Regions from separate parts of the Homo sapiens genome. Here region 1 is linked to region 2. A link is a loop called in an ENCODE intact Hi-C map of the cell type or tissue named here. Cell type or tissue: endothelial cell of umbilical vein. All regions are shown on one strand. Each heading gives the region's core, and the rest is flanking DNA. Links, peaks and the distances in the headings are about the cores only.

Region 1 (16,125 bases), core at 5,692-9,691, 430 kb before region 2:
TCAAATCCAATCATTTATCATTCCCAGGGTTCTCAACATGGGGTCATCATCTGGGCTCCTTAACCCCCAAGCAGAATGACAGCTAATTTCTACCTCATGAGTCTAGAGTTAGCATGCCATCTTTTATCAAGGATACAGCAGCCTTTTCTTCCGTCTCAAGATATGATGCCCAGAGTTCATCTTCAGAGGCTGGCATTCTAGGGACTTTCCATTTCAGCTCAAGTAGACATAGCTTAGGTCTGAATTGAAGTCATTACCTCCACTCTATTTTCTCTGTGAAAGGATACTGTGGGCTGGCTTTGGCAACCTCTCATATGAACACTTCTTAATGTCAGGGCAGGGTGTAAACATCTGTAATCAAAAGGTAAACATTTTAATATTGTGTTTCAATAATTCCAGATACTCTTATTCAGAGACATAACATAGACCATCATTACATATGGTATTTTTTAGGTGTATGAGGGGGTGGGAGGACATTGGGTTCATCATCATTTTCTTAAAAAATAGTTTCTTCTCAACAGTCTGGTACCTCCATCACTAAGCTGCAGAGGCAAAGAAAGCAGCAGATTTTTTTCTGTAAAGAACCAGATGGTAAAGTTTCAGACGTTATGGGTCATACAGCCTCCATCTCAGACACTCAACTCTTCTGTTGTAGTGCAAAGCAGTTGTAGACAATATGAAAACTAATGGTCATGGCTGTCTTCCAATAAAAATGTGCGAATAAATGAATTTTAAATTTCTTATGATTTTTTCATAGCACAAAATAGTCTTGTTTTTGTTTATTGTTTTTCAACCATTTAAAATGTCAAAACCATTTCAACTGTTGGGGTATACAAAAACCAGGTGACTGGCTGGATTTTTCCCACAGGTCTTCATTTGCCTATACCTATTTTACTCTCCACAGTACTCTTTAATTTTGAGAAAAGTAGATTTCTGACTCTATCTCTACATTGATTATCTGATTGATTGATATCCGGCTGCAACCCATATTTCCTCCCAAAAGACTTCAGATACAAGAGTTGGTGGAATACTGCTGACCTCCCATGAGGGTGCTCTTGTTTTGACTCCTGGCCAAAGCAACAGGATATACAATATAGTAAATGGCTTTAAAGTCTGAGGGCCTGAGTTTGAGGCACTCCCTAACCATGTGACTACAAAATTACATTTCTGACTCTTAGGTTTCTCATTGGCAAAATGGGAATAATGATAATAGTAAAATGAGAAGCAAAGAAGATGTTCTCAGTAAAGGTTCTTTGTTATTTCAGGAGTGCTATAGTCCCTTGCATTTGCAATAATAACAATTTATAATTATAGTTCCTCATATAGGCTAGGCATTGATCAACGTTCTTTACAAGTATTGATCCACTTAATCCTCACAATCATCATATGAAAATGGATACTTTTGTTACCATGATTTTAAATATTTGGATACCAGGGTTCAAAGAGATTAAGTAATTTGCCCATGGTCTTACTGCTATCAGGTGACAAAGGTAAGGTTTGAACCCTGAATTCTTATTCCTGAGCACACCCTCATCACTATTGCCTATTCTCTTCAATATCATGATGTAGACATGTGCCATACACTGTACTACCCATTTCACATACACGATGTAACTGAATGCCCACAAATATCTCATGATGTGAACATGGCAGCTTACTGAGTGTGCGGGCTCTGGACTTGGGCTTAAATAGTTCGGCTTTCTTCTTCCCTACTCTGTGACTTTGAGCAAGTTACTTACCATTTCTAAATCGCCTTTAATTTACGATCTGGGAATGATCTTAATAATAGGTACCTTTGAGAGCTTTGTGGAGAGCAAATGAAAGAACACATAGGACATATTTAATATGGTCCTGTTTTATAGTTTTGTGTCTGCTAATTCACTCACTTTTTCATTCATTCGTTTATTTCTATTTCTCCCTTACCCTCATAGAGACAAAATTTTAAGTGTGCTGTTGAATAGTGAAGTTAATTTAAAATTTAATTAATGCAATTACTCATTTTTTCCCAAAGTGTAGTATATAAATATCTGTAGGTACATTAACGTGGTGCCACACAATTAAGAACACACTAATCTGGAGATTCAGATTTGAATAGCTAGTTTCATGTTGTGATACATGCCTGAAAACTCAATGACAGCATGCATGATATTTAAAACAGTTTGCTAATTTTGACCTTGACAGATGGAGTATTTGAGTGATGTTTCCCTTGAATCTGAGCACTAAGTGTATAGTAGAAGCTTTCAGTTGTCTTCTACTTGATGATGTTATTTGAAAAAAAAAATTCCTATTATATAATAAGAGTTTTAACATCATATATTTTGGACAAGGTGTCTGTGACATGACCAATCCTAAAATATATGGGAAAGCTTAAATGTATTCCTCAACATCTTTCCATAGCTTATTTCTTAAAATGCTTAGAGATTACTACATCTTGGAAAAACATTTGGAGAAGAATATTTGAAAGACAGATACTGGTAGGTAGAGAAGTATTTGCTATGAGACCTAGCTAACACTACGGTACTATTTTGCAAATTTTTATTTGAATAATAGAATGGGGAGAAAATTTAGAAGGATGTAATTTATATTTATCATTTTACAAATGAAGAACAAAGAAGCATAAGTCAAATAACTTGCCCAAGTTCAAACAGGCAGTTAGAGAAAAAGTAGGACTTGAATCCAAGGATCTCATTTCCTAATCCCAGTTGCTTTCTGCTACTAGGTGCTTTCTTCTGCATTTAATACTCTCACATGTTTGCAAGCCCTCAGCATTTCATATGAAGATCAAGGTAAATGTGTATACCATTAAAATATTTTAGATCCCTGATATAAGGAGATACATTAGATTTCTTTCTACCACATTTTATAAAAGCCTTTATAAGGTATAATGCAGGTGTCTGCTGTTTTTATGAGCTTCACACTATCAAAGAAATTTAACCCTCTCTTTACTTATATGTTTGCTAATTGGTGGGAAAGATGGGCTATTTCAACTATTGTATTTGGCTTCATTAAAAGTGACACGCCTAAAGAATACTAATCAAATATTTTTCCTGTATCATCATTTGGCACTTGGCAACTGGTTCTAGAGCTGAAATTTTTTATTCTGTTTATGGGAAATACACTTTTAAGAATCTGAATACCAGCCGGGTGCAGTGGCTCACGCCTGTAATCCCAACAATTTGGGAGGCTGAGGTGGGCGGATCACCTGAGGTCGGGAGTTCGAGACCGGCGTGGCCAACATGGTGAAATCCCATCTCTACTAAAAATACAAAATTAGCCAAGCATGGTAGTGCATGCCTGTAATCCCAGCCACTCGGGAGGCTGAGGCAGGAGAATTGCTTGAACCCGAGAGGCGGAGGTTGTGGTGAGCCGATATCACGCCATTACACTTCAGCACTGCAGCCTGGGCAACAAGAGCAAAACTCCGTCTCAAACAAACAAACAAACAAACAAACAAAAAACAGTTTTACCATCTGACCTCTTTGAGATTAGCTTCTACCAATTGCGGGTCGCCTGTCTAATCACAGTGCTTATGCCAGATTGCATGAAGGAGTAACAAGGGCAGGCTTGGAAACAGTGAGAAAGAAAAGTATTTTGCCAAGACAATGGATAGTGAGTGAGAAAAGAGGACCTTAGATAGAAAATTGCAGGCATTTACAGGTTATTCCTCAAGGGAGTGGTGGAAGTTATTGTCAAGGAGAGACAGCAGACTTTGGACAAGATACAAATATTGATCCTTTAACTGAAACAGTGACTGAACCTGTAGTCTTGCTAGTTACAACAGTCACTCTGAGCATTGAGAATTCTGATGCTGTCTCCGGTGTTGTAATTTCAGATTCTGAAACTGCAAGAGGAAGCATCATTAGGAAATATAAAAGTGAGACAGATTAAAGGGAATTAAATTGGGAGGCTCAAGTCAAAACTAAACTAATACATAATGCATCTTTGGCAATATTATCCCTGATTTTTTTCTTTTCAAAAATGTGGTTTTCGGTACCTAGATTTTAATAGCTAATTGGTTTAATTTGTTCATCACTGTGCCTCTTTATGCACAACATAAATTAAAGCAGGGTTATTGTCATATTCCCAATTAATTTGGCCAAAATGGATAGCTGCATTGGATGATCATTCAGGCCAGAACAAACCCTTAAAGCTCTAGCTGTTTTGTTTGCTGACTGTATAAATAACAATGCAAATAAATTAATATCTTGGAGAATAGACATATCTATGTTTTTTTGTTGTGTCATCCAATGTGAAAAGACACAGTAGTATTTCTGATTAGCACACATCCATGCTTTCCTTTACATAGTACTTATTGGAAGGTTCCTATTTCTATAGCTCTGAGATGTATTCTATGGAAGGCACAACGATGAACATAATGAGAAATGAGGCAATAGAAATAATTCAGTAATTCCGATAGAAGTTAAATATGATAATGAAAAATACACTATTATAATCACAAGCAGAGTGAATATTATGTAATAAAAGGTTCAAATTTCAGTAAAGGAAGCCTTGGCTTGAACCCAGATGCTAGGAATTTCATTTCTACTTTGCTGCTCTCTTTAGTGAAGACACCTCAATTTTCCACATTCTGCACATCTTGTGGTTGGTAGGAGATGCTGACATTCTTTAATTCAACATGTCCACTGTTAAACTGTTTATCCACCTGCTTGAGAAAACCATCTGTGCATGAGACTCCTGCTAACGGACTGGTCTCTTTTCTTACCCTGCTCCTCAAACCTTGTACTTCTGTGAATTGGCTCCCGCCTCAGTCTCCCTTTCTACTCCTACTCTGTCAGCTGCCTCAGGTGCTTCAAACATTTGCATGGCCACCTATTTAAATTTCTTACCTTCTCTCCTCTAATGACCTTCATTTCCATTTCCTTTGACTCTATTAATGGCCAAATCCCTAGGTAGTATAATTGCTCAGAGATGTCTGATCTCTGGAATCTTAAAAGGTTATTGTTTCACTGTAACCTCTCAGTCTTTCAATTTCCTTAGTGCCTTGATGAGACAACTTCTACCTTTTAAATTCATCACAACTTCTAGTTCCTAGGCTCTACCTACCATTAATTTCTTCTCTAGCCCTTCTAGACCCCATGATGCATCACTTCAGCACCTCCACTGCCTGGACACTCAAACCTCTTTCTCATCTGACCACAGTCTAACCTTTTCCCTACAACTCAACCAAAATTGCCCCTTCTAGGGCCACATTCAGTAGACACGTTAAAATTCTTATCTAACTTACATTCTCTGCATTATTTAACATTCATGATATTGCCTATATTCCAAAATTTTCTCTACCAGATTTTTTTTCTGCTTTTGTCTCTCTTTACTGGCTTTTTTACCCCCTCAGCCCTTCTCATGGGATCCTTTTTTTTTTTTTTTTTCGTATCTGGGTCACTTTATCTTCTACTTGTACATACTCTCCTAGTCAATCTAGCCTACTGGCACAACTTCAACAGCCTAAAAATTAATTACACATAGATACACATTCTGGCCTTGGTCTCTGCACCCAACATCATTCCAATCAACTGCCATGATATTCTCTATAGGTATGTCAGCTACATCATCCCCCAGAGAGAATTCATCATTTTCCTCATTCCACTCCCAAATGTGTCTTCTTCCTATATTTTCTATCAGCAGGAGTTACTAAGATCCAAATGTATCTCAGGCTGTGAACATGAAAGTCACCGCAGATTCTTTTTTTTTTTCTACCTCTCTCCACATTTTCAGTGTCAAAAGGCCCTATAGAATCTCCCTGTCCATTTCTCCTGACTTTGTCTACTTCTCAACTCCCACTCACTCAGTTCAAGCTCTTATCTTCTGCTTAAAATATTGTCATAGTTTCTTAAGTTATCTCCCAGCTCTAACATTACTTCTGTCTACTTTACTGGTTTTTATAAAACTAATACATAGTCATTATAAAATTAATACATAATTACTACATAATTTTGTCTATCCTTTCTGTAAATGCAACAATACCACCATGTAGTCAACAGAATAAAAATCCACACTTGGCATTATCACATATAAAGACCATCTTTTTTCAGACTTTCATTTCTTATTTGTGTCACCTCTTGTAGCTCCTGCCCCAAATACAACAGATTCTTAGTCACGGAGAAAAATAGAATGTTCCTAGAAGGGCCATCCCATCTCCAGTATTGCACCAAATGGGCTCTGGAATAAGATTCCCTGAACTATAATCCAACATCTTTGACTCTGGGTTTACTGTTTACCCTTTAGAGAGATAATAATAGTAACATGCCTCATGGTTCATTGGGGGGATTAATGGAGGTGACCTCCTTTAAAGCACGTTGTACAAAGCCTACCTTGTCATTGTTCTATTAGAGTAAAGACAACAAACAAGGCAATATCTTCATGTCTTCCTCAAAGGTGTTCTTTTATCATGAAATGTCCTAATTAAAATCAGGGAAACTCAGCTCACATAACTTTTTCTTGAGAAAGTCTTCCATATTCAATACCTAGTGCCTTAGGTTCTCATTCTTCTGTTCCATATTCACACACACATGTGTGCATGCAAGCATCCATTATTACTCTTGTCACACTGTAATATACGTATTGGTTTGGGTTGTCATGTAACCCCAACTAGACAGTACTTAAAGTGGAGATTTGCATCGCAATCATCTAGTACTTTACTAAGCACATTGTAGATACTTGACTAAATGAGTATCAGCATAAGAAAAAAGAATAGCTCTTTCAGATAGTCTAAATCAATCTGTACATATGGGCTACACTTGAATGTAACATCATACTGGGTGTGGTGGCTCACACCTGTAATCCCAGCACTTTGGGAGGCCAAGGCAGGAGGATTACTTGAGGTCAGGAGTTCAAGACCAGCCTGGCCAACATGGTGAAACTCCATCTCTACTAAATATACACCACACCTGGCTAATTTTTGTGTGTGTCATAATACGAAATAACATTAATGAACAATTTGTGTTATTTGATACTTGACCCAATACCTTGCTTGGGTATTTCTCTCTTGGCAGAAGAAAAATACTGCCTGAATGATTTTTTTTGTCTCGATGCTGAGATTTTCTGGGAAGCACAAGAACCAATGTAGTTGAAATGGAATGAGGTAGGGGAAGAGACACATCTTCAATACCTTTGTGCTCCTGTCTTTACACTGGTCCTTGCTTTATGTAACTTTTCACAAATTGTCTCTAGAAGTGCAGATGTCAACTAAAAGGCAGGCTTAGTTTTAATATCCTCTTGTCATTCTATTTTCTTTTGTTAAATTGAGAAGGAAGATGAGAAATCAGGACAGGTTCTCTATTCTCTCATATGGTATATCCGGCAGCTGGAGAATAGCAGTGGTTGACAAAATGTTCAGTTAATTGAAGCTATGTAGTGGATATTGATGATCTTTCTACATTTAATGGAGAAATAAATCTGCTGCTAGAGAAAAAAATAAAAATGGCTCTTTGGCTGATATATGTCCACACTAGCCTCTTCAGGCAAATGAAAAAATAATAATCACCTCCCCAGATGTAATATGTTAATGCTTAATTGTGCTCTACAGAACATCTCAAGTTTAAGAAAAATAACAGTGTAGCATATTCCTCGATTTTTAACTGTTAGATACAATGAAAACATAGTGAGATGAAAACATTTAATTCACACAGTAGCCTGTTGGTGACAGCAAAGTTACACAAATTTCAGCATGGAAACATACATTCAAATAAGACTATTTAGGCTTTCAAAATATTGTAAAATAATGGAAAGTATGAGAGATATTATTAAATGGGGCCATTATAAATACATTTCAAACACTCTGGTTATTCCTATTTATACATGATTCTGGACCTTTTGAGGCTTCAAACCTCTAATGGTTTGGATAAATAAAAACTGTGGATATTCCTATAATATTTCCTGTTCCTTTCAAAGAAGGGAAGCATTAGTAGCTCAGAGGTAATTTCATTTGTAAAATAAAATGACTTCTTAATAAAAATAAAATAAATGAATCTGAAAGGCTTAGGCATTAATTGTACTAAGCCCATTATAGTATCTTTTGAAACTCAGAAATTCTCAAAATTATCTTACATTCTTAAAATTTAGCCTATTTGGAAATACTGCTGTACGTTTAATCAATTTGAAAATATTTATTTACCTCTTGTTTCTCATTGAATGAGACTGATCAGTTAGGAAAATTCCTGCCATTATTATACTCTATATCAAATTCAAGCATTAGGCTCTGAGTTACAGGACTCAATACTATGTGCAAGTATAAATTAATTTGATTGGCTTTAAAATGTATGATAGCTAAAAACTCTGTGCATTCTCAACTCTAGTCCGTTCTGCCTATAATGACCTGTTATATTTCCTCTTTATGTAGTTTCTCTCCACTGTTGTCTCCAATGTTCCCTGCATTTAGAGATACTTTCCTTCACATTATTCCTTTTGTTCTTTCCTTCCTCAAGAACATCAGAAAGTTCTTGTCTTCATGCTCAATCCTTCTTTCCCGTTGTTGAATCCTGTGTCTTAATCAATTTTCTGTGTAATAAGAAGCAACATGAATCCTCTATGAAATGATCATAAAGAAATCAAAGGTAGATTTCAACTAAGGTTATAACTCTGATTGTCAGTGGTTTCCTGGATCTCTATGTTGAGAAGGATTCTGAAACCATGCTTAGTCTCAAAGGGAAAGTCCGCTATAATCAACTACCCTATTATGCTCTGCATGTATAGTTTAGGGTGGCATATATTATCCTAATCATAAGGTTGGTCTAAGGCAGTGGTCTTCTAACATTATATCAAAAACACGTTGAGGGCTCTTGAAAATACAGACTGATAGGCCCCACCTCCTAGGGGGTTTCTGATTCAGTATATGTCGGGCATGATCCAAGAATTGTGTTTTTTACAAGTATGTAATTTATGCTGTTGCTGGAGGTCCAGGGACCACGTCACACTTTAAAAATTACTGATCCAGTGCAGTGTTCATCTTCTTTTTTTCCATCTTCTCTCTCTCTTTCTCCTTCTCTCTCTCTCTCTCTCTGTGTGTGTGTGTGTTTGTGTGTGTGTGTGTAGTTTTTCTTAACGTAACTGAGTATCAGAATACCTTGAGGACTTAAAAAAAACTTATAACTGTGTTATACCCTAGAATTATGATTTTGTACATCTGGGGTTAGGCCTTTGTATAAACATTTATACTTTTAAAATTTTCACAGGTAAACTTGCATAACATTCATTGAGACTTATTTCCCTAAAAGTAGGTATACTATCTGTTTACAGTGATATGTACAATGCCACCATGTACAAGGGTTTTATATTAGAATGATTTGATAGTATAAGGAAAAAAGCTAAATCAAAACTACGTTTTAAATATCAGCATAACATCCTAGAAGATGCCATGAAGAGCATTGAAGAAGAGAATGGAGCACAGATTTAGTGAGTGGATAGGGTTTGCCTTGCTCCTTAGAAAAAGTGAGCAACCAGATTAAGAGGAGAGTAAGTGTTTCATGTAGAGAAAGTAGTGTGCTAAGTGGGAAATAGCATTGTGGCTTACAGAAATTGAAAATGTGGCTGGATCATACTGTTCAAGATAAAAGACAAAATTTAGGGGGAGTATTGGAATCCTAAGTCCAGAAATACAAGTTGGGGCTATGTCATGTTGGGTCTTGTAGGCTATGTTAAGAAGCCTAGGCTTTATCCTAAGAGCAATAAAGATCCACTTAGGAGTATCATGGCTGAGGAGTATCATAGCTAAAATTTCATTTTAGAAAAAAAAATTTCTGACTACAATATAAAAAATAATTTGGAAGCCAACATATTTGGAGAAAATGGACAAATTGTGAGGCTATAGCATTAATTCAGGAAAGGTTATAGAGGTTCCATGAAAGCTCAGATATGTAGCTTGATCATCAGTGTTTTTCCAGAGCTTATAGCACAGTGCCTGGCATGGAGTGGGTATTCAAAAGAACTTTCTTTAATGAATGATTGATGGAATTAGAGAAGTAGAAATGGGGCTTGAGATAACTGGACAGATTCAAATTCCAACAACGTTTATTGAATGGAATTGATCAATCTGTGATTGTGACTTTTTTTTTTTTTGAGAAATCAGGAAGAGGAAAGAGGTAACAAAGAGTAAACACATACATATCTCTTCTATTTGTTAAAAAGAGGCTGCCCTCCCTACCCCACCCTCCGCCTCACTTCTCCCTCTCTCTTGCTCACTTTCTTCCTCTCTCACTATGTAATTTGTGTCCACACCAGCTGTCCTTCACCTTCTGCCATGAGTGGAAGAGCTTGCGGATTTCACCAGATGCTTAATATTATGGCTAGCAGAAACATGAGCCAAATATATATATATATATATATTTTTTTTATAAATTACCCAGTCTTGGGTATTACTTTATAACAACACACAATGGACTAAGACAGATGGATAGGGAAGAAAGATAAATATGTTGGGTGAAGTTGTCAGAGAGAAGGAGAAGTAAAGGGGTCGAAGACACAGTAGAGCTCAGTGGTGTCAGAATAAGGACATGAATAATTGCTATAGTTGAAGAGTGAAACACAGAGGATAGGAGGACATGGAGACTGGGGAATTTTGAATTTAACAATTTGCATTTGGAGGATATTTTGGGGGAAGATCAAATTATAATTTGTCTACACTTATGTTAACTAAACTCTCAACTCTGAGGGCAAGGGATAGTATTATAGTCAATATTCAATATTTATATCTTGTGTTATTTACCTTGTTCATCTCAATGAAAGCACTTAACAAATTCAACTGGCTTTTCCTCTCTTCAGACCCTGAATTACTCAGCATCTAGAGAAGCCAAAAATATGTGAGCCTTTCTTTGCTCTTTGAAAGGTCATAACAGAATTTTTAAGTGGTTACTTAAAAACCAATCAGGGATGACTAGCCCTGATGATTCTGTCTTCCTGAGTAAATTCTCTATAGGATTTAACACAATACTATGTGTACACAGAAGAGTCTATGTGATAACAAATATTTGTACATTGCATAATACTTTCTTAAGTATTTTCTCATATATTGTGAGACGATTTTCAGAGAAAACTTTGTAGTGGTATGTAAAGTATTATTGCTATTCAACAGATAAGGAAAATGAGATACACATTATTCAAGGGTCTTATTCAAATTTTCAAGGTGAAATAATGGCCTAGCAAGGCAAACAGAGCAGACCTCCTAGCTTGTGGTTCAAAGCTTTACCCACAAAGATACTTTTTAACATTGTAAAATAAGTATCTTCTTTTGCTAGTTCCAAAGGAAGTTTTACTTTGGTTATTCATGTTCCTGTTTTTGAACTAATTGAAAACTAATTTAAAGCTAACATACTCTCCTTAAGCTGACTTTACAAGACATTTTTCAGAAAACCTATGGTTAAATCTAGGTGTCTGGGTTTCTCTCTCCCTTAACAATAATAGATAAATGTATTGCTGTTGTAATTTATTGGTCAGCAACACCAAGTGAAAGTAAGGTAAAGGTGATTTATAATTTGTAATTGTGTTTCTTTCAATTCGGAAAGGAAAGGGATTCTCCACTCATACAATGTGAGAGGAAAAAAGAATAAACACAGATAGAAAAGCCTGTGTCAAAATGCCAGAAATGAGCTGAACTGACTCACTAGCTCTTGAATTACCAGCAAATCCAACCCATCATTTCTCATGCAATTATGTTGAACCCCATTTCATTTTCTTGTGATGAAACAAGCTAGGAGGTCTGCTTTGTTTGCCTTTTTGTTGAATTGGAAAGTGTTGAAATAAACATTACTGTCATTCAGTTGGATTTCAAGTTATTTAACTATTCTAACAGCATTTGCAGGCAGGTTGCAGGGTAAGTGTCCATGGTTTGCCAGTTCAGTTCAACACGTCTCTGAGGATATCACAAACTAGGCTACAAGACAGATACAGATTTATGATAACCATCCAGATACGTGAGGAACCAGAGACTATAGGAAGTGCTTAGTTAGACAGCAAGAAAATTCAGATGTTTTAAATGTATAAATATTTCTGTGATTCTCACCTATGATCTAAACTCTGCTTGGTCATGAGTTTCATACACCATTAGGATATTAATGTATTTATTCAAATTCATTGGCTAGAAGGTTAAAGTGGGAATTTCCAGGAAAAAAAAACCCACGATGATTGGGGCCAACAATCTACAGATGCCATTCTTGGCTATGGTGAGACAGTCAGTGAGTCAAATAAGTTATCAGAACATGATTTTGTATTCATTCAACAACAAAAATAGCTATTGGACATTTTCCAGATCTCAGACACTGCAGTATACAGTGTGTTCAAAACAGATAAGATCTTTGTGTTGATAGAAGTTAATGGCAGTCTCTGGCCATTGGGCCTTTTTAGCTTATCTGAATGATAATGCTTAGAAAATAAATTATAAGCACCTTACTACTGGCACATTTTACCTTTTGGAAAGCATCTATTATTTCATTATAAGACCTAAATTTGACGATTTTTCCCTAGCATTTTAATAGGGATTCAGATGAGTCCAAAACCAGAAAACACAAACTTTGAGATTGTATCATATTATCAGATAGATAACATACATAAATTCAACATTTTGGGATTTCACAGAGAATATGCTTTCACTGATTAGGAAAAGCCACACAAAGCTAACTTCAATGTTAACGACATTCCACAAAATGTAATAGTCCCCGTACTTTTGCACATAATATTCTCTCTTTGTCATGACCTTCTTTATTAAGACGCTACTCTGAAATCACCTCTATGAAATCTTTTCCTATATCTTAGATAGAATTAGTTATTTCCTGCCCAGACCTCAAATTCTGTAAGAATAGTTTTCATTGCAGTGGTTAGTATAGTCCCAGTCTCAGAGCAGCCAGCTGAATGAATAGTATATGTACATATTTTGACATAGCACTGATAACATGGTATTATAATTATTTGCTCACCAGCCTACCCATGACATTAGACAAAGTCCCTTATGCATAGGCCAAGGAATACTCATTAAAAATATTTATTGATGCACAATTTATTAAAGTATAATTTGCATACAATAATATTGACGAATCTGATGCATTTTGACAAATGAATGCAGTCATGTAACCACAACACAAATATGAGATACAAACTTTCCATCATCCTGAAGGTCTACACCTTTGCAATAAAATACCCTACTCCCATCCTCATCCTGGCAACCACATACCTTTTTTCTATCACTATACCTTTTAAAAATTTCATACCAATTATATTATATAAAAATATATAACTATATTTAATACATAATGAATTCTATTTATTTATATTCCATTTTATACAAATGGAATGATACTATCTATCATCTGTCATATACATTTGTGCCTGTATTCTTTTACTTAATATTACACGTAAGAGTTTATTCATATTCTTATATATACCAGTAGTTTGTTTCCTTCCATTGCTCAATAGTTTCTAATTGTATGGATATGTCACAATTTGTTTATACATTCATCCATTGATAGACCATTTGTTCTGCTTCCAATTTAAGGGTATCATGAATAGAGCTGCTATGAACCGTTCTATTCATAGCAGCTGAAGAGAGTGAATACAGATCTTTGGGCAGACATGTTATCACATGGGAAGCATATGATTTACTTTACAAGAAACTACTTGTTTATAAAATGGCTTACCATTTTGCATCACTGCCAGCATTATATTTGAGTTCCCATTGTTTTCCATCATCTCCAACACTCGCTAATGTCAATGTTATTAATTTTAGCCATTCCTAGTCAGTATGAAGTAATATTTATACATTCTTGTGGCTTGAATTTGAATTTCCCTGAACTAATGATGTTGATTGAGTACCTTTTCATATGCTTATGTGTTTTACATCTTTTTTTGGAGAAAAGTGTAATGATTTTTTCCCAATTTTAAAATCAAATTGTTTGTTACCTTACAATTATGTTGTAAAAGTTCTTTATATAGCCAAGACAGAAGTTCTTTAGTAAAGATATACATTTTTTCCACATCCAATCCTGTGTGAGATATATATATTTTGCCAATATTTCCTCTCAGTATGTGGCTTGCCTTTTCAATTTATTAAAAGCATGTTTAGAAAAGCAAATTTTTTCATTTTGATGAAGTCTCACTTATCAATTTTTTTCCATCATACTTTTAAAAATCTTAAATTGTAAACCAAAGTCACAAAGGTCTATATTTTCTATAGTATTAGAGATTACATTTAGGTCTACAATCCATTTTGAGTTAATTTTTGGATATGATGTTAAATAAAGATTAATAATATTTTATATATAAATATTCAGTTGTTCTAGCAAAAGTTGTTCTAGCAAAATTTGTTAAAGACATTATCCTTTCCCCATTCAATTCATTTGCAGTACTTCTTGGAAATGTATGTTATCTATTTGTGGGTCTGTTTCTTAACTCTCTCTTATGTTCCATTGAAGTATTAAAAACTTACCTCATTTACCTGAAAGCAGCTGTTTACTTCTCTGCCTTTCTGCTGCAGCCATATTCTTAGTTCCTTAAGGTTAAGGGTTAGTGCCTTAGTACATCTGAAAGTATGGATGGATAGATAGATGGATGGATGGATGGGTGGGTGGATGGATGAATGGATGGATGGATGGATTTTTTTAAACGTTGCAAAAACCTGATTACGTATCTTAGCAGGACTGAACAATTCTAGTAGTTGTTATATTCATTGCATTTCCTGTGTGTGATGGCATGGATTATCACTATTCTATTTGTTTTCTAACTCTGTCTGTTGAGAGAGCCTAGAAACAACAGCATCCCATTTATAATAAACACAGCCAACTTCCAGATCTTAGTTTCTAAAACCATTCCTCAATGAAAGGGACCAACACTCCTTGGAGAAATGGTTGATTTTAGGTCCAGGGGAGTGGATATTCAAGATAAAACATGGGGCATGCTGTGGAGCCAGAAAGTAGGAAATGCTTAAAAACCAAAATGATGTAACCATGTCAAAGGGATACAGGAACCAACTAGAAGAGCTCCTAATGGCCAAAACTGGAATAATTTGAACAGAATCTAAATAAATAATATAGTATTAGGTTATAACCCTAAGTGTAAAATAAATGTTCATGAGTTAATATTGACATAACTGAGTGATTGAATAAATAAGTAAATGGGAAAGAGTAGGGAAGTCCATGCAGAAGAATGACAAATAATTTACATGGATACCTGCCCTTGAGGAAGTGGAATATAAGTCCCTACTTTTTAAGTGCTAGATGCACAAACTGAATTTTTTTCAAAGAAATATAGCATGGAAGGCCCAGAAAAGAAGAATTTTATAGTTGAAAAACCTGACAATTACTAACTCAGCTAGTTGATAAAGGTTAACCTCAAAATTGTTAAGTCATGTTGACAGCGTGTATCCTTGATATAATATGATGAGAAAGAAGCTTTACCTCTGTAAGTCTGCTCCCAAACCCATATTCCTGTCTAACCATGAGAAAAACATTAGAGAAACCTCAATGGAAGAACTGTCCTACGAAATACCTGACCAGTATTTATCAAAACTGGTAAGATCATCACAAAAAAGAAAATTTCATCTGGGAAATTCTAGAGAATCCTAAGGTGACATGATGCTTGAATTATGTGGTAGTAATAATAATATTAGTAATAATAATAATTGGTATTCTAGATGGGATTTTGGAGAAGAAAAAGGCTTTTGGGTAAAAAGTAAAGATATCTGAAAAAAAAAACTTTAGATAATTCTAGATTTGTTCATGAGTTTTGACAAAAGTACCATAGTAATGAAGGTGTTAATAATAGGGTAAACAGCATGAGAAAACAGGAAATTCTGTAATATCTTGGCAACTTTGCTGTAAAAATGAAACATTAAATGTTAAAAATAAAGACATTTCAAATAAATCAACTAATTATAATGTGTAGACTTAATTTGGATTCTGACTCATAGAAGAGCATACATATGCATATGTGTCTCTGTACATGTACTGTATGTATAAATATAAAATATGCAAAGTATATATGCATGACAAACATACACAAACAACTACATTATTAGACAAAGACAAGCAATAATTAAAAATAATTCCTCAAATCAGTTTTCAAGTTTTCTGATCGTGTACACATATACATATACACATGCTATCGTTTGGTTTGTTTCAGCCAACCAAT
Region 2 (16,125 bases), core at 5,424-9,423:
ACAGACAAGTAGAATACCTTTGATTACACAGCTACAAAAATCTGACCACCTTGAAATACTGTGTCAGGGTTAGCAAACTTCCTCTGTAAGGCCAAATAGTAAAAGTTTCAGGCTCTGTGAACTATATGATCTCTGCCACAACTATTGAACTCTGTCATCATAGCATAAAAGTAGCCAGAGACAACACATACACAAATGAGCATAGCTATGACCCAATGAAACATTATTTACTAAAACAGGTAGTGGGCCAGATTTGCCAATTATTGTACTATAATGGATACACTTTCTCTCACAAGAGAATTCTACCATAGGTAATAATTTTATATTTGTATATTTGTGCAATGATGCCAAAACGTAAATGAACAGAAATGTTTAAAAAACATGATGTTTTTTAAACATTGTTAAAAAACAAGACCAAAGCATAATGTTTAAGAAATGTGAATGTATATTTCCATCTTTAAAGGCATTTGAATACAGTACATGAAATTCAAAACCTCAGTTGTGAATTCGCTATTTACCAATGACAAGGTTTAAGTTCTTCAGTGGCCATGAGTAAGTTAAGTTTGTCATCACTTTTTGCCCTGGTGTAGTATTTTCCAAATAGTAAATGCTCAATTCACATGTACATTAAAGTAAATACTAAGAAAACCCTCACATGTAACTAGACACAATTCTATTCATGTATCTTTGAAATCAACTGGAGACATTATCAATTAATGCAAAGATCCTGGGCTTTCAATCCAAAGAAGCTTACCTCTCTGCTCCAGATGCTCATCTTGCTGGCTGTGTGTCTCCAGGTAAGTTCTGTAATGTGGCAGAAATAATATTTGTCTTAAAGCAATGGTTGTCAGCCAGAGTGCAGTTTTTCCCCCAGGGCACATTTGCAATGTCTGAAGACATTTTCAATTTTTTTTATTTATTTATTTTTTTTTTTTGAGACAGAGTCTTGCCCTGTTGCCCAGTCTGCAATGCAAGTGTGCAATCTCGGCTCACTGCAACCTCTGCCTCCCAGGCTCAAGAGATCCTCCCACCTCAGCCTCCTAAGTAACTGGGACTACAGGTGTGCACCATCACACCCAGCTAATTCTTATATTTCTTGTAGAGATGGGCTTTTGTCATTTTGCCCAGGCTGGTCTCCAGCTCCTGGGCTCAAGTGATCTTCCTGCCTCAGCCTCCCAAAGTGCTGGGATTACAGGTGTGAGCCACCGCACTCTGTCTCATTTTCACCATTTGGGATGAGAGACGTTACTGGTTTCTAATAAGTAGAGGCCAGAAATTGTGCTTAATATCTTACAATACCCAGGACAATCCCTACCCTGAAAGAATTATCCAGCCCAAAATGTCAATAGTTCCAAGTTGGGCAAACTCTGCTCTAAGGTTTTTGTGAGGATTAATTCACATAGTGCTCTAAAGGTTTAGCAGAATACTGGGCTCAATAAATCTTAACTGTTAATAAGACTGATTTCTATTGACTGGTAGAAAATATACCTTTATGCAAATTTCGAGTGAACACAAACATGTATAAAAATAAATGAACTCTCTATTTTTGGGGCTAGAAGCTTATTGAAGCATTTCTTTAGATTAAATAATAAAATTAATACCTAGTCATGTATGTATTGACATCTAGAATCCATATGCTCTTTGTGAGCCTTGAAAGGTTTTGAATGATACTTGACTATTCTGTCATTGCCATGGTAAATGTTTTATCTTGTTGTTAATATCTGACTTATTTAAAATTCATGTGGGAAATTTGAAAGTTCTATTTCCTATCTTGAAAATCAATGACAACTTAATCAATGCTGCTAAAACAAGCCCCAGTTCTTATGTAGTAGAAAAGTAAATAAGATGGAGAATTAAAAGTGACAGAATCTTCACATCAAGGACAGAGAGCATATTTCTATCTCGTTCTTCTATGTCTGCAGCCTGAAATATTCCATCTGCTTGCCTCTTTCCTCAGGGAATTGAAGCACCTTGAAAAGGATAAGAAAACTTCAACATTACAACGATGTTTCATATCATTAGGCTCAAATTAAGTAAATAACAGAATCCTAAGCTGATGACACATCCTGGGTTTGCACTAATCATAATTTGCAATCTCCATCATTGTCATCAGAACCTTTTTGCCTAGCAACATTCCTGCTGCTGCTTCTGTTCCGACCCTCTGGGTGCAACTGAAGGAGGAGGCAGTCAAAAGGAAAAACACAAATATCTCCAAGATGGCACTTACAAAAAGCAACAACAATGACAAAGTATAAATACAAACACACACCTTGAAGTTTATGTTCTTACTCAAATGCAAGCATCAACAATGGCCTACTGTCAGCAAGTTAAATGGCTGGGGCTGTTTCAGTCTCCCATTACATGAAGGTATGCAAGCTCATGCTAATACGTATCAGTTGGTACCAAATGAGTGAGTGAGTCAGGAGTGATGAATGAAGTGTGAGGGAAATTGCACTGTTCCTGTACCATCTAAAAGGGTAATGGATATTCAATTCTGCTTGTTTTTGGTCACTGCATATGAGTGCAGAGTGGTTAAGTCTTCCAATTTTTTTCTAAGACAGAAATCTGGAAAGGTTGACATAATTCCATCAAGGAATGAGATTGAAATAAATATATAAACAATTAAAAAGTAGTGTAAAATAGTACAACCACTCTGGAAAATTGGCATTTTCTAATGAAGTTAAATGTACACCTACCATAGGACAATTCTACTTCTAGATATTTACCTTAGATAAATGGAAACATATGTCTATGAAAATGATTTATATAAAATGTCACAGCAGCTGTTTTATCATAATAGCCCCAAACTGGAAACAACTACCACTTCTCTTCCAGCCATTATTCAGATGGCATGCTTCCCCACGCTTTGATTACTCTCCTTTGAATATTTTTCCATTTGTCTGCCTTCCATTCATAATGTAAGATTTTCAGTGTTGTTAGACAGTACAGAGCACAGTGAAGCTGGTCTCTGCTTTATATTACTTTCCATATTTTCACAGATGTAGTCAAAGAAAATGCTAGGTATTTTGTTACATGTTTTCATTGATTTATGTTTTTTAATAGATTCCTATTGAACATAGTTACTTAAATGGTTCAAACACTTACATATCTGCCTCTAATTATCTGCCTTTTTTATTCTATTCCTGTATAAAAACATTACTTGTTCTCTTACACTTTTGCTCAAACGGCATATTGCGATTCATTTTAATCTTGTTTGATTTGATTTACCCATTTCTGTAAGCTATTTAACTTTATTGAAATGCTCTCTGGTTGTGAGAGGCAATTTTATTTGGGACACCAGCATTGTAACTATCTCCATCCTGATGGGCATATACTATATGCTAGGTGCATTTATGTTAGTTATCCCACATCATCCATACAATGGGTAGATGGCCTTTTCCAAATTATAGTTTTATAGATGAGGAAGTTGAGGTTTAGAATAGTTTAAATCACTTGACTAAAGCTACACATCTGATAAATGGCGAAGCCAGAACTCTCTTCCAAGTGTAACAATTTCAAAATCCATATGCCTAATCATTATGATTTTATTTATCTGTAATTTGAAAATAGTCTCTTCTGATCATTCTAGCCATTGCTAAAATTTATAGTAAGACTTGGGTCAAAGTTCTAATGCTTTAAGAACACAATTCTTGAGTAACACACACACTTCTCACTTAGCTCAAGTAAGATAACAACCCACTAAATTTACAAAAACACATTTCACCCACCCTGTTTCTAAAACCTAGTCCAAAAGGATATAATTAAAGGCTTGAATGAACACACCTGGACTTCAGCATAATGATCATGTTTATTCATAGTTTCCAGTCTTGTTCTAGTCAACTCATATGTGTTTAGCCTAAGACATTTCTCTTGCCTGCACACACTGTCTTATTTCTGAAACCAGATTGCTTCTAAAAATTGATGTATATATTTAATGCAACAGCATTTCTAAGACTGATGTCCCATTGAGGAGCTAGGGTAACCTGTTGTGAATCTTTTGAATGCTAAAGGTTATGTTCCAGTCTATAGTTATCAATATTCGTCTTTCGAAAATGAGAGCTACCTTTTTCTTCTCAACTTTCTTGTGCCTCTCCTGTTGGTCCTTTATTCTCTTTGATTAATTCAATATCAAGTTTTCAATCTCATTGGTAAGTTTTCTCACTTTGGAACTTAGACAACCAAAGCCTGGCCACAAAGCCATTTATTCAGGGCAGAATGTTTCTCCCCAACCACTTTACCTGCATGGTGCTTCAACCACTTCTGTCAAGTGTTTGTTCCACTCTTGAGATGCTATGCTTTTGAAGGGATAAAAAACGTAGCTTGTTAACCTCAAGCACTTTTTTGTTTTCTTCTTGTAAATGTAAAAACCTTGAAAGATCTTTTGTTTGTCCTTGTGTCCTTATAAACATCAGGTCTTTGAATTTCAGCTTTCCTGAATTTATTTGTAACTCAAAACTTCTGTCTGTCTTTGTTCTTTATATGCATGCTTTAAAAAATCTAAGGTTAATATAGATTTCCTTATTCAACAATGTTTAAGAAAAATAAAACCTAGCATTTTAGAGTATTTATGAATTAGAAATTCTAACTGTCTTACAAACTTACCTAATATAAACCTTCTAAAAATTGTGAACAGTTACCTCCATTTGACAGATACTGAAATTGAGGCTCAGAGACTTTAATTTGCTCAAGTGACATAGCCATAAAAATGTAGAACTAATCCATTTAATTTTAAACCCCATGCTCTTAACTAACATTCTTGACAAAAGCCTCACCTTCTGTCAAGTCCTGTATCCTTTTCTTATCATCTTGCTTTCCATCATTCTTACCGTTGCCACAGAACAATGCCTACCTTTTCTCTCAACATTTAAAATTATTTCTAAAGATTTTAGAATTATATCTTCCTGGGCCAGGTGTGGTGGCTCATGCCTGTAATCCCAGGACTTTGGGAGGCCGAGGCGGGCGGGCCACGAGGTCAGGAGATGGAGACCATTCTGGCTAACACTGTGAAACCCCGTCTCTACTAAAAATACAAAAAAATTAGCTGGGCGTGGTGGCGGGCATCTGTAGTCCCAGCTTCTCAGAGGCTGAGGCAGGAGAATGGTGTGAACCCGGGAGGCAGAGCTTGCAGTGAGCCGAGATCAGGCCACTGCACTCCAGCCTGGGCGATAGAGCAAGACTCCGTTCCCCCCACCAACAACGCCCCCCCCCCCCAGCAAAAAAAAGAATTATATCTTCCTTATTTATCCAGGTCATATTTGTCATAAGGAACAATTCAATCTAGCAGAATGATACTTAATAAATATAGGAAAGTTTATGTAAAATGTAGGATTTACACATACTTTTACAATTCCTCTACTACATTGATCTGATTTATGTACTTTGGAATAAGTGAGACATATATTACAAAGAAATAGGATACAAGGTGGAATATTATAGTTTACATAAGAGATACATGTTCAAATAAGAGTTGGCAGGAGGGAAGCATGACTTCCCTCAGGGGAGTCATGGAGGAACCAGACTCTTCACTCTGTAGCACGTATCACAGTTTTCTACTAAAACCCGTTACCTTCTTCCCTGTGGTAATAGGATTTTGCTGGATACCTGGTTAGACTACATTTCCCAGGCTCCCTTGCCATTTTTGGGGGGCCCTGGGGGGACTATGTAACAGAGTTTTCTCCAAGGGAATGTAAATAAAAATGAAGTAGCCTCCAAGCTACTTTTTAAAAATCAAATGAGTCTCTTGAACATTCTCTTTTTCCTTCTACTGTCTGGATTTGAATTAGAAGGGCCTGGTAGTATAACAGAGCCAGGAGGTGGTAGGCACCAGGGTCCTTGAATCAATATGGATGAGGTTACCAGTAGACCAGAAACACCAGCCTGTATTATAAATGATCAAAAGATAACCTTCTATTATGGTAAACCACTGGTATTTGGAGAAAGGAGTCTGTAATGGCAGCTTCTCTTACTTTATAACATACTTTTCAAACATCTAACAAAATATATCTACCACCTTTCACAATTTTGCACCTGGAAGGGTTAGGGAAAAGTGTATCCTGGGGCCTCAGGGAAAAAAAAGAAAAAAGGAAAGAAAAAAATTACAAATGGCTTAACACAATAATTCTGTAGAAGATATAGTCAATGAAAGCACACATGAAGGAGTAATCAGTTCTGCCTAAGAGAGTGTTTAAAAGATTCACAGGGGGAGGAAACTTGAAGAATGAAGATATGTTTTCAAAGAAGTTGGAAAATAACATAGGAAGTGAGAACTGCATGAACAAAATTTAGGGATTAAAGAATGAACACTGGCCACTTCATGGGAAATTTAGTTTGGCCGAAACACTTGACACAAAAGAAATGAGAATAGACCCTGGAAGGGGCTCAAGGATGGAAAGTAAAACTAGGCCAGATCTTGAAGCCCTTTGGATACCTTGTGTAGTAGGCAGAATAATGACTTCCCTAAAGATGTAAGTATGATAGGCTACAAGGCAAAGGGAATTAGGGTTGCAGATGGAATTACAGTTGCTAATCAGCTGACCTGAAGACATTAAGATAGGGAGACGATTTTGGATTACTTCAGTGGGCTCAACGTAATCACAAGGGTCTTTAAAAGGGTTAGAGAAAGATGTGACTATGAAAAACCAGAGAGATAGCAACAGGACAGGAGTTGGCCTGATAGTGTTGGCTTTGAACACAGAGGAAGGGGCTACGAACCAAGGCAAGCAGGTGGCCACTAAAAACTGAAAAAGGCAAGGTAACGGGTTCCTCCCAGAGCTCCTGAAGATAATCCAACCCTACTAACATTTTGATCTTAGCTCAGTGAGATCCAAGTCAGGCTTTTGAGCTACAGAAAATACATTTGTATTCTTTAAGTCACTCAGTTTGTGGTTATTTATCGTAGCAGCAGTAGGAAACTAATACTTCTTGCTAAACCTGATCTTGGAGAACAGATGAATATTGGGATCAGAATTGCCCCCAAGAGGGTCCACCTGGGAGCAGTGTGCAAAATGGGTTAATTGGGCAGGACCAGAAAAAGAAAAATAGTCAGAGATCTATTTTTAACAGATTAGACCTCCAATAAGATGCTGGAAGGCAACTAATGCAGCAGAAGTAAGGAAGCCGAGAGAAAGAATATGCTTTGCAGTGAGAATAAGCTTGTTTTCCGAGTCTGTGCTATCCAGAAAGTTGGGGATTGGGCAGATGCAATGTATTGTTAAAGCAACGTATTCTGTGAACTTATGTAGATATAGGAGAATAATTCTAGTTTCTTGATACATTTCAAGATATTATTACAAATATTGAAAACAAAACCAAGGTTGCTTGCTCCTTTTCATATTTCTGAAGCATTTGTAAATCTTGATGCTTTTCCCCTCACATACTCTTTTATGCACAATGCAGATGTAGCCTTACCTGCAAATGCAGGCCTGTGTAAAAGTGACATCTTGTGTTGCTTTGATGCATTGCATTTCTTGTTCTCCCTGTCACGATTCCTCTGTTTTGGAAATTCTTTTACTTTTATTTTGCTAAAGAGCAAAGAGAGACTAAACTAAAATTATTGCAACATAAAGCGTATAACTCATGGTATTAAAAAATTACATTGTTCTCTATGTTATTTATAAATTATACAATAGTGACAGGTAAATCATTCCAATGACAGAATTTATATCTGCCCTTGTACTGGATTGTAAACCTGAGAGAGAAGAGTTTGATTTTTTTAAATTAAATTTAGTAGTTATTATGAAAATGCTTTAGAACAAAAGAAATCCACTGATTTGAAATGTCTAGAAACTAGCCTGTTTTCTATTTTCATGAAATGTTACTTTTCATGGCTGACGAGGTCCTTGTGGTTTCAGGTGTGAGAGTATATTATCCTATCTCTTACTATAAATTCACTTCACTGCTAAGTTTGAGGCTCAATGGCAATTTTATCAAAACTTGCCAATTCATTTTAGGCCACAGATAGAATACTCACACACTTGAGTAAATAAAAAAGTATGCAAAATTCTGGAAAAATAGCTATGTGATCAATAAAATTAATTATGAGGATGTCAATTGTTCCCTTCTTCCCCATGGTTAACAGGCTGGTATCAGAAATACTAGAGACAGAAAATCTTTCCAGCAGGTTAGTAAGGATTAAGGTGGTATGATGCAATCTAGAATAATGGGGAACAAAAAAGAATATATGGTTGAACACGAAAAAGAAAACTAAATGAAAGAAACAGCATGCCATATGATCACCACAGATAGAGAGAGAGAGAAGCCCAAAGCTTAAAGCTAAAAGAGAAAGGAAGGTCTGAAATCTCGAATAATAAAACTAGGAGACTGCTGGGAAGAAACACTCTGGAGAAGAAAGAAAAGGTGCCTAGATCAAAGATAGATGAGACAGAATCTTAAACGAAGAGGAATAAATGGTTGTCAAAGGCAGAGAAAAACCACAGAAGCTAGAAGCTGGCTGTTGGAGAACATGATTACAGATCCCACCCTTAGATGGGAATGAGACCGAAGGGTATGAGGGAAGGATATAGGTTCACTTGTACCATTAAACAGTAAATTGCAGCTGGTACAAACTCATCATTCACTCAAAGTTTACAGCCCCCCCAAAAATGAAGTGAAATAACAACTGTTAGATGTGGTGAAGACAAAGTGGTTTGTCAAATCAGACACCTGGGTTTGAAGCTTGGATTTCACTTTTTTTTTTTTTAAACTTTGCAAGTTCCCTAACTATTCATCTTGTTTACTCATCTGTAAAGTGAGGACAACTGCACCTTTTTCCTAAAGCTATTGTGAGGGAGAAGTGAGATAAGCAAACCTCCTTGGGCCTAGTTGCCAGTAATCAGTAGATACTAAAACTTCAATTAATAATTGGTTGGGAGATTGACTTTAGCTCTTTCTTGCCTAAGTAAATCATGATACACACACACACGTGATCAATAAGAGAAATAGATTTCTAAAACTGTTTTTGTATTACATGTGGAGATGGGGAAGACAATTACTCCCCTTTCTTGGTAAAAAAAAAAAAAAAGAATGAATCAAAGATAACAGAGAAGTTTGGGGCAGGCCACTTGTCAAAGGTAGAAGTTTTAATCTCTTTGCATATTGTTTCCCACATTAGCATATAGAAGTTGTGGTGGGAAGAATGTTATAGAGTTGATCTTTGAATAACGCAGGGGTTAGGGGTGCCGACCTCCATGCAGTTGAAAAATCTATGCATAACTTTTAACTCCTCCAAAATTTAACTATTAATAGCCTACTGAGAAAGCAAGAGAAAGGACAGTGGTATTAAGAAAATCAATATTATTTAAAAAGTCAGAATAGAAAATACATTTACTATTCACTAAGTGGAAGTGGATTATCATAAAGGCCTTCAACCTCATCTTCAACGTTGAGTAGGCTGAAAAGGAGGAGGAAGAGGAGGGGTTGGTCTTGAGGGGTTGGCCTTGCTGTCTCAGGAGTGGCAGCGGGTGAAGAAAACCTGTGTGCAGGTGGACCCACGAAGTTCAAATTTGTGTTGTTCAAGGGTCAGCTATACAGTTGGCTTTGTTTTATCCCCATAAGATCAAGGATAATTTACCTGGGGTAAAGTACGGTCTGTGGGCTGCCTGCAACGTTACCCCGCATGATGCCTGTTCAAACTGCAAAGTCCTGGAGTCATACCCAGACTTTCCAAAACACATCTCTAGGAGTGGAGCTCAGTGACGTAATGTTTGTAGCAAGATCCCTGGGTAATTCTGGAGTACCCTAAAGTTTGAGACACTTTGCTAAGAGAGCTTGCAGCACCTTCATGTTTACGTGGAAATTATCATCTTTTTTAGTGTGATTAACATACCAAATGTTTTCTAGTTGATGAAAAACAATCTTTAATTGCTCAGAAACTTTCCCAAATTATTCAATTGATGGCATCTTCCTTTTCCTGAGCATTATTTTGAGGTTCAGTTAGCAATTTTAAGTTTATCAAGCTGCATTCATTGACTTTCTGAAACATGTAATATTTTAGGAGGAGTAGGTTTCAATGGTGATTGGGTGGTATTTTTTTAAAACAGGGAAGTTGGGTTGACCTTGTGCCAGTTGACGATGTATCTCCTAGTGATTCTGATAACTGTACTGCCTCTGTCCTGGCTGAGAACATTGTTTTCAGCAGCCCTTACATCCTATAGCAGCAAACTGGATTTGGGTTCCTGGCACGTTTCCTCAACTCATGCAACTATGTAAGTTGGTAGAGGAGGATCTACTTCAGCACAGTCCAAATACCTGTTTAATGTGGCTTACTATGGCACTTCCTATTGGAAATAATGCAACTACTACAGAGCACAGGGCATCCAGGGTGAGTCTATAGAACAGTGGCAAGGCCTACGTGAATGAATTGGGTAAACTGTAATGTGGAAACACAGTCAACAGTAGGAGAATCCGGATAGAGGATCTGTGAAAACTTTATGCAGCATTCAGAAAACTAAAGAGAAGTAAGAAAATAAAATAGAGTTTGTTTTACCAGCTTCAATTTTACAGGCTGCATTAAGATCAATTCAAATAAGTTGGTTAAATGGAAGGAACTAAACATCTACCATGTCTGTAAAATCTCCTACCCATCTCTTAAGCATTTTACTTAATTGTTTCTAATCATTCTAATATCTTTACTCACCACACCCGGCCCAAACAGAGATGATCATTTATTTCTTCAACCCATCACTGTGACTTGTAAATGCCTCCAGTATAACATCTGCTGTGTTATTCTACAACCATGTCTTTAAGTGTTTCTTTAATGCCCTGGAAAACGATGACCTACTTAAGACAGAGGCTATGTCTCCTATAGCTTTATACCCCCAGTACTTAGCACAGAGCCTGGCACATGATAGGAGACAAATATATATGTGTTTAATAACTGAAGTTATGGTAAGGGATTGAATATGTTTTTCCAGTCTTTAAGAAGGACCATTTTAGTAAGAAGGTAAAGGCAAGCATACAAATTACTATGTTGTAAGGTAGAGCAAGGTTAGAGTCATCAGAGATTTCATCTAATTAAGGGGATTTCAAAAGGCTTCGCAGAAAAGATGGTGCTCAAGATGGGACTTAAGGAATTAATAGGTTTTCAACAAATGGAGTGTGTTTGGAGGAAAGTAGCTATTTCAGATAAATGAAACAGCACGAACAAAGATAGGGGCAAAATCTCAGGGAATATTGAGTGAACAAAGCGAAGACCATCCTGAATAGAATTTATTGTAAGAATGGCAATTAGATTTTATCTCATAGGCCATATATGACAACTGGTAGAAGCTGCCTGTATTGAAGATCATTCCTGGGCCCAGTCTGAGTTCAGCATGCAAGAATGTCATAATCAAAAAAATTGTGGCAATGGATGCAGGAGAATACTATCTTTGATTTAAGGCCCTCAGAACCCACCATTTCTATGTAAATGGAAGAATCCTAATGTTTTTCCAAACATTTATTTTGGCAGATACTACATTGACTATGTGCCAAACTCCAAACTAGATGCTGAACAAATATAACAGTAGCAAAGGCAATGATGACACCTAAAAAGATTAAGCTTCCGTAGGAAATACAGTCATTAAATATTTTCACAAATAATTGTATAATTACAATTGTGATGATCATCATGAAGATCAATTATCAGGTGCTATGTCTTTGCAAGGGAGACTGTCCTGATAAAAGGGCCCAAGAAAACTGCCCTGGCAAAGTGATCTGTAAGCTGCTACTGGAAAGATCCCTCTCCCTAGGTGAGATAGAGGGAAATCAATGCTCCTTGATATCTGTTGGATGTTTCAAGTTTTGGGAGTCTCACATTTTTCCTTATTAATATAGCATTCTCACAACTAGTTAAAACATCTTAGAGAAGTGAACAAAAGAGGAGTATATTTTCTTAAATTAGTAGTTCTCATACTGTGGGCCCTGGACCAGCAACATCATCCTCACCTGGAAAATTGTTAGGAATGTATATTCTTGGATCTCACATCACACCTACTGAATCAGAAGTTCTAGTGGTGGAACCTAGCAAGATGTGTTTTAGCAGGCCCTCCTGGTGATTCTAATGCACACAAAGGTTTGATAACCACTGCCCTGAACTAAAATGCACACTTTCAAACAGAAGGAGGTTTTCAGGAAAGGGAGAAGTTTCTTTTAAAGAGTTTCTTTCTCAGTAACAAAAAAAAAATTCGAGATATAAATGAAATTCCTTACTGAACACTTAGAAGGCACAAAGAGTTTGCTATCAAGACATTTAGATATTTAGATTTTCTAAGAAGGGACATAACAATTCGTTTGTGTCTGGTGATCCATTTACTTCTTGTAGGATCCTAGGAAATATGAATGGTGTTTAGGAAAAATTGATCGGGACTGCTGTCTGTAAGATGAAACAGGCTTTTTCCAAGCTGTAGTATGTTTGTGTGTGCTCGCTTTCACAAAAGTCTCAATGTGGATTAAAGAACAAACATATTTGTAGAACTTCTGTCACAGTGAAACAGAATGAATCACCACAGTGCCCTGGACTGAGCCTCCAAAATGCTTTGGTCAAATGGCAAACTAAGACAAAAAATAATTACAAGTATCTTACAATTTACAATTATAAATAGAGGAGACAGTGAAAACTCCTGAAAATATCTTTCCAGCTTGGAAAGCTGTACTTTAGGAAATCTGTACTTTAGGAATGTAGAAAGAGACAGAGATTTCTGTTTTTACTATGGTACATTGGTCCAATCGAAGGTGCAATTTATGAGTAGAAAACTCTGATGTCTAGAAAATCTGTGAGAGTTGCAATTATTAAAGACATCATGTTACTCATGGATTATCAATGTCATCTAAACCCTTGCTACTCAAAGTAGCATCAGCATCACCAGGAAGCTTGTTAAAAATGTAGAATCTCAGACCCCACCTCACATCCACTAAATCACAATCTGTGGATTACCATGATCTGCCAGTGTATTAGTTCACTCTCAGGCTGCCAATAAAGACATACCTAAGACTGGGTAATTTATAAAAGACAGAGGTTTAATGGACTCACAGTTATACATGGCTGGAGAGGTCTCACAATCATGGTGGAAGATGAAGAAAGAGCAAGGGACGTCTTACGTGATGGCAGGCAGGAGAGAGCGTGTGCAGGGGAACTCCCCTTTATAAAACCATCAGATCTCATGAGATTTATTCACTATCACAAGAACAGCACAGGAAAGACCTGCCCCCATGATTCAATTACTTCCCACCTGGTCCCTCCCACAACAGATGAGAATTATGGGAGCTACAATTCAAGATGAGATTTGGGTGGGGACACAGCAAAAACATTATTCAGATGCCCGTTAAAGTTTGAGAAGTACTGATGAACTTACATCATCCAAGTTTCAGAAGTACTGACAGACTTACATCATTCTTGAGTTGACGCCAGATTTCCATCACCTATAGGAAAATTTTCCTGTTGGAAATTTTCCTGTATGGAAATCTGGCGTCAACTCAAGAATTTGTTACTGCATGCTAATCTAAAACTGGTTAATTGCAAATACTGGTAATAGAAGATATCCTGAGTTTCAACATAAAATAATGAAGAAAAATTTTAAAAAGCCAAATCAATATAAATAAAGGTATTTGAAAATTGTTTATTGAGGAAGAGTAAGTGAAAACCAATTGGTCTATAATATTGCAATAGCTCAGTGATAAGGTCTATTTTATATGACACTTCCCAAGAGATTCCATTAGAGCAGAAGTCAAAGAAAATCCCTTTTGCTAGAAAGAAAAGCCTTAGAGGAAGATAAAAGACAATTAATTATACCTGAAATCTGCACAATGAACTGAGAGCAATATACCATTGAAAACCAAAGGATTATTGCAGCCTATTAACAGTAAGAATGTCTACTGTACTAGAAAAAAAACCTTAATTTTTATAGTTTATGACTATGTTAATTCCCCAAGCAGATACCTGGTCGACATTTATGGTAACTCTGGAAAATTTTCCCTCTCTTTAAACACTGAAATTTGCATTTTCTAATGTCACATACATGGTAAAACATTGTCATGGAGGGAGTAAGTTATTCAGAAGTAGATTTACCCTACAATAATATCAACACTTTCATTTCCAAGCTCATTGATTTTTTTTTTTTTTTACCTTAATGAGTACCGGAATTAGTAGAGTACAAAAAGCCCTATATCGGTTGAAAATCTTCTCACAGCTCAATTTAATTTAATTTGAAAATAGCTGTTTTACTGTCTCTCAAACTAAATTTAAGAAATCAAACAGAGCATTAACATGTTAATTAATAAGAGGTTCAGTGGGAAGGTAGGAAATGATTAGTTGCATTACGATTCCTTCAGAATTTCTCTAGGAAACTCATTAAAGGGCTCTTCAGAAGTGCTTTCCTGAAAAGATGACAAACACATGGCATATGTTCTCCAGGAATCTCGAGGTGCATGTAAAGCCTGTGTCTGGCTTCTCTCCACAGTGTGGAGGCTCACAGCTGTGTTCAAAAGGGGACACTCACCACAGTGGCATTTAATGAGTGACACACAGCATGTCCTAGGTCAGACATATGCACCAATTTGAAAAGCAAGAAGTCAAACTCAATGTTTCCAATGCAAAGGGGAGCAATTTTCTTTGGGTTGGCCAAAGAAGACATGTTCTATGTTTTTCTTCTAGGAATCAGAGATGAGATGAAGAATTCTCTAATTAATCTACATTTTATAGCTCTTTACATTTAAATTTTTCATAAATATTAACTCATTTGATCTCAGCCACTCTGATAATTAGATATGGTGGGCATAATTCCCAGAGGAAGCAAAGTATTGTTAAACTCACATTAGGTGCCCTGTTCCAGGTGTTTAATAAGCTTCAGTTTCTGTCTCTGCCTCATTACCTTTCTTTCCACATCTAAGCAGACAACTTTCCAAAAAAGTATTTTAGATGCTTAAATGAATACATACAATTTCAGATAAAATATGATCTAGGTATCAGGATAAAAAGGTAGAGGTTATGAATCTAGTACTGATCATACAAAGTCTTATATTCTTGCTAGAGGAAAACCCCAAGGCTGGATCTCACCCTTGTGCCAGCCAGTGGAAGATAAAAACCAAATGTCCTTTTAGCAGTGGTTCTCCAAAGTATGGTTCCCAACCCATAGTATCAGCATCACTTTGGAACTTGTCAGAAATGCACATGTTGTGGCTCCACTCCAGACCTACTAAATTAGAAACTCTGGATGTGGGGACTCGTCCTCTCTGATTTAACAAGTCCTGCAGGTTATCTGATACCTGCTCAAATTTGAGAACTACTGTATTATGGAATTACCCATAAGAGAAAAGTTGAATAGTTGCTTATGAGAGGATTATCTTCATGAGATGGGGTCTTTTCTATTTTGTTCTCCTTTGCGTTTCTACCACAGAAACCATCATATAGCACACATGATATAATTTCTTGAATCAATACGCCATTCCTCAAAATATGTTCCGAAAGTTCTTTTAGAGTATGTACCGTTTAATGTAGCAAACAAATTTTTAATAATAAAGAGAGCAGCACAGTTCACAGGATTTTTATAATGATGAAAAATGTAGTCATGACTTAAACTAATTGCATGAATAGCTAGTACTACATAAGCTAGAACGGCTGTTCTCAAACTTAGCTATTCAGACCTGGCCTGATCATCAGAATTACCTGGAGTGGTCCCAATAATTCTGATACCTTCAGCAGGTCTAAAGTGGACCCAGAAATTGGAATTTTAAAATGATGCTCTCTAAATCCTTATATGGGCATGTATGTTTACAAACACATATGTGTATAAATGTAAATGCACTATGCTTTCAACATAAATGTAAAGGCAGTATGCTAACATTTATTTTGAGATAACTAAAATTTTTACACAATAAGTTTTAATATTACAAAGTCTTGTGTTGACTCTTCTATTTTCTATTTGTGTATAACAAGACAGCAAAAAACAATGAAAGAGAAAAGCAGAAATAGAATCTGGGAGTCCTTGAGAAGCAAGAAACTAGATTACTCTAGTTATTTCACCCAACATTTTCATAATTTGATTTATAAAATTTCTTCTTACATCTTAATACTATGTGTTTTGTGATTTTTTCTGTAAATTTAATAAAAAATAGTTTAATGTTCACAACTGTGTTACTTTATAGATTTAAACT

The links. Peaks named below come from ENCODE experiments on the same cell type or tissue, not always from the same donor. Only the 100,000 strongest peaks of a DNase experiment are listed, where the experiment ranks them.
Region 1: it touches region 2 in a loop (10-fold over the local background); 19 of 110 quality-filtered maps call a loop at or near these places.

What each region holds. Positions count from the first base shown.
Region 1 is chr5:164,041,072-164,057,196 of GRCh38, forward strand. No RefSeq gene overlaps it. Among named protein-coding and RNA genes, the nearest start is that of LINC03000, 250 kb to the right of the region's middle. In endothelial cell of umbilical vein, for the core only: no CTCF peak of the experiment used is centred there; a DNase peak (open chromatin) is centred at 7,670.
Region 2 is chr5:164,468,102-164,484,226 of GRCh38, forward strand. All of the region lies in intron 2 of LINC03000 (long intergenic non-protein coding RNA 3000), which reads left to right. LOC102546299 (a long non-coding RNA gene) reads left to right here and starts at 2,178. Exons shown (of 4, transcript NR_105065.1): 1 at 2,178-2,367. In endothelial cell of umbilical vein, for the core only: no CTCF peak of the experiment used is centred there; a DNase peak (open chromatin) is centred at 7,430.